Regions from separate parts of the Homo sapiens genome. Here region 2 is linked to region 1. A link is an interaction called in ENCODE POLR2A ChIA-PET data of the cell type or tissue named here. Cell type or tissue: B cell. All regions are shown on one strand. Links, peaks and the distances in the headings refer to the core of each region. The heading gives the core; the rest is flanking DNA.

Region 1 (2,919 bases), core at 234-2,733:
CATATTGAGAACCCCCTGTCTACAAAAAATAAAAAATTTACCTGGGGTTGGTGGTGCGTGCCTGTAAGTCCTAGCTACATGGGCCACATGGGAGGCTGAGGCAGTAGGATTGCTTGAGTCCAGGAATTTGAGGCTACAGTAAACTATGATGGTGCCACTGCACTCCAGCCTGGGCAACAAAGCAGGACCCTGTCTCTTAAAAAAAAAAAAAAAGAAGAAGAAAACAAAACAGCAACTTGTTTTTTTGCTTTTTTTGTTTGTTTGTTTGTCTTTATGGAAACTCAAATTTAAAATCTCAAAGTAGATTAGAATTTAGGTGCATTAAGATGAAGTCACAGCCGGGCGCGGTGGCTCAGGCCTGTAATCGCAACACTTTGTGAGGCCAAGGAGGGCAGATCTCGAGCTCAGGAGATCGAGACCATCCTGGCTAACATGGTGACAGAGACAGAGACTCTGTCACCATGGTGTCTCATGGTGTCCCTGTCTCATGGTGACAGAGACAGAGACAGAGGAGCGAGACTCCTGTCTCTACTAAAAATACAAAAAATTAGCCGGGTGTGGTGGCGGGCACCTGTAATCCCAGCTACTCAGGAGGCTGAGGCAGGAGAATGGTGTGAACCCAGGAGGTGGAGCTTGCGGTGAGCTGAGATGCAGCCACTGCACTCCACCCTAGGCCACAGAGCGAGACTCCGTCTCAAACAAACAAACAAAAAAAGATGAAGTCACAACATTCTCTTTAAACTAGGTAGTCAACTAAAAAAAAAGAACATTCATGTTGCAGAAGTACTGTATAACAAAACAAATAAATATAAATATAGAAGGCCTACATATAGATATCCAACATGATTGTGGAAAAGATGTGGACTCTCATGCATCTGAATATACATCAGCGGGAATTCAAGGATTGAAATCCTACTAGTAAATACAATTTAGGATATATTCACTTAATGGGGCATAGCAAGTTAGACACTTAAATTCCTGAAAAGACTATGTTCTAGCCATGGAAGAAAAGTTTTCTAAAGAAAAAAAATAGTTATGACTGGCATATCAAAGAGCATGTATTTTTCTTTTGAGACCAAGTCTTACCCTGTTGCCCACGCTGGAGTGCAGTGGCATGATCTCAGCTCACTGCAACCTCCACCTCCCAATTTCAAGTGATTCTCGTGCCTCAGCCTCCTGAGTAGCTGGGACTACAGGCGTGAGCTACCATGTCCGGCTAATTTTTGTATTCTTAGTAGAGATGGAGTTTCACCCTGTTGGCCAGGCTGGTCTCTAACTCCTGACCTCAAGTGATCCACCTGCCTCAGCCTCCCAAAGTGCTGGGATTACAGGCATGAGCCACCGCACCGGCCAAATTACATGTATTTTCTGATGAGGATGAGGATGAGGATAAAGTGATAGCCTCCCCACTATTTTGTGTTCTCTCATCCATTTACTTAATAAATACTTATTTTCCCTAAGTGAAGCAGAAGCAGTCTTCAGCTAGATAATATAGTGGGCCTTCTGAATCCTCAAGTTCTGCACTCATGAATTCAACCAACCATAGATTGAAAATATTTGGAAAAATCTCTGGCACAGTGGCTCACAGCTGTAATTCCCGCACTTTGGGAGGCTGAGGTGGGAGGATCACTTGAGCTCAGGAGTTCAAGACCACCCTGGGCAACATGGCGATACCCCATCTCTACAAAAAATACAAACATTAGGCATGGTAGTTTCAGATACTTGGGAGGCTGAGGTAGGAGGATGGCTTGAGACTGGGAAGCAAAGGTTACAGTGAACAAAGATCACGCCACTGCACTCTAGCCTGGGCAACAGAGGGAGACCCTGTCTCAAAAACAAAGAAAAGAAAAGGAAAATATTCTGAAAAAACAAAACAAAAAAAAATAATACAACAATAAAAATAATACAAAATTTTAAAATACAGTATAAAAACTCTTTACATAGCATTTACATTTTATTAAGTATTGTAAGCAATCTAGAGATGATTTAAATTACAGTCATGAGCTGCATAATGACATTTCAGTTAATTAGAGGCCACTTGTAAGAAGATTCTTCCCCTAAAATTATAATACCGTAATTTTACAGTTCGTCTTATAAATATCATTATGTTTAGATACACAAATACCATTGTGTTACAATTGTCTGCAATATTCAGTACCTTAACATGATGCATAGGTTTGTAGCCTAGGAGCAATAGGCCATATACCATATGCCTTAGGTGTGTAGCAGACTCTACCATCTAACTTTGTGTAAACACACTCTATGATGTCTGCACATGATGAAATCGCCTACTGACGCATTTCTTAGAACTTTAAGCAATGCATGACTGTATACAAGAGGATGTGCATAGGTTGTATGCACATACTATGCCATTTTATATTAAGGACTGGGGCATCTTTGAATTTTGGTATCCTTGGAGGTCAGGGACCCAATTCTCTGAGGATACCCAGGGAGAGCTGTATTCACAATCTGATGTGGTTGAATGTTGTTGGGTCGAAGAAAACAATTCCCCAAAATATGACACTTTGCCATACTGACTGCTTTGGAAATTGAAAGTCCTGAAAAATTAGCCTCAGAACCACGGTCTCTCTGTGACCTTTCTCCTTTCTCCCTGCCTCTCATATCCTCTTTCCCAAAGCACCAAGAGAGACTCTGGAATGTCCTTATCTGACTAAGAGAGCTTAAGTGCAGTTGTCTTAATACTCCCTTCCAAGAAATCTGGTCAAATAACCAGGAAAGAGCAACCACCAGAGAAGAGCAGAGACTGGAGTTACTATGCTAAGACAGATTTTTCATCTATTCTTCTGAGTGCAGCTCCAAGAAATTACCTGGGGGACTCTATCTGTGAAATATGACAATGGTTGTTCTTGCCCAGCTCCACTCCTCACCTTCCCATAATGTCTGCCTTCAGCCTCCCTA
Region 2 (2,919 bases), core at 239-2,738, 280 kb after region 1:
TTATCCTTTTCTGGGAGCATCTCATACCTTTTTTACTAGAGAGGCCAAGGTCACAATTAAGATTAGGGAGACAATACAGAGTCAAGACACCTGAATTTTGCCACACTACTCTTGGGCCACTTTAATTGGTGTTTCTGGGCCTCATTTTTATTACTATTATTATTAATTATTTTATGGTGTGTATAGGAGCTGGAAGATAGTGACTTCTATTAGAATTTATTCTTATAAACAATGCTGTATGGCTCTTGGATTAAGAAGTAAATAGAAAACAAAAAGGGTCTTTGAACTGCTGTCTCTTCTAGGTCTTCTCAGAGTGCTACTGGGAATTAGATGGGATTAGATGGGTGAATTTCCTTTTTCTTTTGTTTGAGAGGTCTAGATTTTTGAAGTATCTAAACCATCTTTAGATCTAAGTTAATCTCCAAAAAGCTTTATTGCCTGAAACATTCCAGTTCTAGGAAGTTTGCATTTCTCTGAGTGTAAGGGTCTGGTCTGTAACTCCTTGAGATCAGGAATGTGTCTTTTTATCCCCATAGTTCAGCGCCTACCCTAGTGTCTTCCCTACAAGTGATCATTGAATGAAGAAAGGAATAAATTCCTTCTTCTCTAACATACATCAGAGACCTCTGACCCTTATTGGGTCCCCCTTCCCTATTGATATACCTCTCCATCTCCAGACATCCACATGGCCTCCTAGGGGTATGGGATTCTTCACTCTTCTCCTGGTACAAGCTCCTTGCCTGAAATTTTTCTGACCCACCCCCATTTCTAACCGTCACAGGTTTAGATTTTCTGAAGCAAACATACAGACAGAGTTCGAGTTACAAGACATTTAATAGGAATCGACTCTTGTGAAAGGAAGAGGGGAAGATGTGGGACTGGGCTCAGTGAGAAGCCAAGCTGTGACACAATGAAAACCTCAGCCCACCCTGCACAGAGCTCAGGAATGAGTGTCACGTGTTAGAGCTGACCTGGGTCAGGTCAACATTGCTGGGTGTTTCTGCTTCTGCCTCGTTCAGTTGTCAGATGCAAGCTGACCTGGGAAGGGTTTGACTGGGCAAGATGGCTGTCTGCAGATGAGGTCAATCAGAAGGGGCTGACAGCCAAAAGTGGTTTGCTCATCTCACTACCCACAGCTGGGTGGCAAGTCCTTCAAGAGGGAGCTGGATGATGCTTCTCCACCTCTACCACACCAAACAAAGCATTTCTTTCTTATTCTTTTTCTTCCTGTCTCCCTTCCCCCTCCCCCCTCTCCCCTTTTCTCCTCCTCCTCCTCCTCCTCCTTCTTCTTCTTCTTCCTCTTTTTTCTCCTTCCTCTTTCTTTAGAGACAGGGTCTTGCTTGGTTGCCCAGGCTGGAGTGCAGTGGCAAGGTCATAGCTCACTGCAGCCTCAACCTCCTGTGTTTAAGCAATCCTCTCACCTTGGCCTCCCAAGTAGCTGGGACTACAGGCATGTGCTATCATGCCCGACTAATTTTTTAATTTTTACTAGAGACAGTCTCACTATGTTGCCTGGGCTGGAGCATTTCTATTCATGGGTTTTGTTCCTCTGGAGCTGTGCTGTTCTCTTTGATAACATGAATATGGATTTGTATTTACCCCCTTCTGGCCATCTTAACTAATGGCCCAAAGGAAGGCCAGTGGTGAAGATGTTTCTCTACAGGGAAGTTTCTAAGTGTTTCTCAGCCTACATGTGTGAGTGTATTAATGGGAATACTGGGGATAATTGGATAGAATGTATGAAATTAGGATTGGCCTAAACTATCTGGTCCAAAGTTTATCCTAGTGGCCCTAATAACATCTCCAGTGATGGTCTTTCCTGAGGTTATAGAATGAGCTATAGGAAAGAGTGATAGTACAGGAATGAGAGGATTGGATCGTCTTTTCTCTTTGTTCTATTCCTCTATGATTATTTGATTTCTTTTTTTTGTGATGGAGTCTCACTCTGTCGATTATTTGATTTTTGTTTCAGATTAAGGCCAGCTTTCTTTGACTGAGCAGACCCACGTATATGGGAAACGGCCACACACCAAATTAAACCATTCACTGACACCCGGGCACACCCATTTTCACCACTCTGCTCTTGCCCGTGCCATTGCCTTTGCATCCAAGGGATTCTTCCTTCTGTGGCAATCTGTATGACATCCTTACTAAGAAGGCCTCCCTCAGTGCCCTTGGCCCTCTCACAGCCCTTTCCATGGCCTTCTCCACTAGACTGTGAGGAACCCAGTGTCTGGAACAGTTCATGGCATTGTTGTTAGTGTTGTCATTTTGTTGTTAAGCCTTCTGCTGTCAGTGGTCATTTCATATGTTTGCATATTTACGCCCTGCCTCTTTTTGGTATGCAGTGTGGACCCTATTGCACGGCTACTTGTGTTTCAGTGGCTTTGTCCTATTCCACCTTCTATGCCACTTACTCTGAATGCCTGGCACATTGGTAGGTGCCCAATACCAACTTGGAAAGTGAATGAATTTGTTTTCTCATTACCTTTTGAAATGCCTATACAGATGTTCCTCCACTTATGATGGAGTTCATTCTGAAAAGCTCATGATAAGTAGAAGATATTATGTCAGAAATGTATTTTATTGTATTTTTTATTTTTTAATCTTTCTTTCTCTTTCTTTCTTTCTTTCATTCATTCATTCTTTCTTTCTTTCTTTTTCTTTCTTTCCTTTCATCTTTCTTTTAGTAGAGACAATGTCTCACTATATTGCCTAGGCTGGTCTTGAACTCTTGGGCTAAAAGCAATTCTCCTGCCTTGCTCTGCCAAAGGGCTGAGATTACAGGCATCAACTACTGCACCTAGTTGAAAAATGCATTTAATGCTCCAATAAACCCATCATAAAGTCAAACCATCAGCAGTCAGTGACTATCTGTATACCTTAGGACTAAGTTAGAAGTTGGAGATGGTAAAGTTT

Evidence for each region. Peaks named below come from ENCODE experiments on the same cell type or tissue, not always from the same donor. Only the 100,000 strongest peaks of a DNase experiment are listed, where the experiment ranks them.
Region 2: POLR2A ChIA-PET joins it to region 1 with 10 read pairs; 18 of 35 experiments call an interaction of 5 or more read pairs at or near these places.

Annotation. Positions count from the first base shown.
Region 1 is chr12:92,153,645-92,156,563 of GRCh38, forward strand. The region is part of intron 2 of BTG1-DT (BTG1 divergent transcript); the gene reads left to right. Among named protein-coding and RNA genes, the nearest start is that of BTG1-DT, 9.0 kb to the left of the region's middle. In B cell, for the core only: no CTCF peak of the experiment used is centred there; no DNase peak of the experiment used is centred there; H3K4me3 peaks cover 1,221 bases; H3K27ac peaks cover 2,500 bases.
Region 2 is chr12:92,433,650-92,436,568 of GRCh38, forward strand. No RefSeq gene overlaps it. Among named protein-coding and RNA genes, the nearest start is that of CLLU1-AS1, 2.1 kb to the left of the region's middle. RefSeq lists enhancers at 1,005-1,064, 1,085-1,144. In B cell, for the core only: no CTCF peak of the experiment used is centred there; a DNase peak (open chromatin) is centred at 1,212; H3K4me3 peaks cover 396 bases; H3K27ac peaks cover 2,500 bases.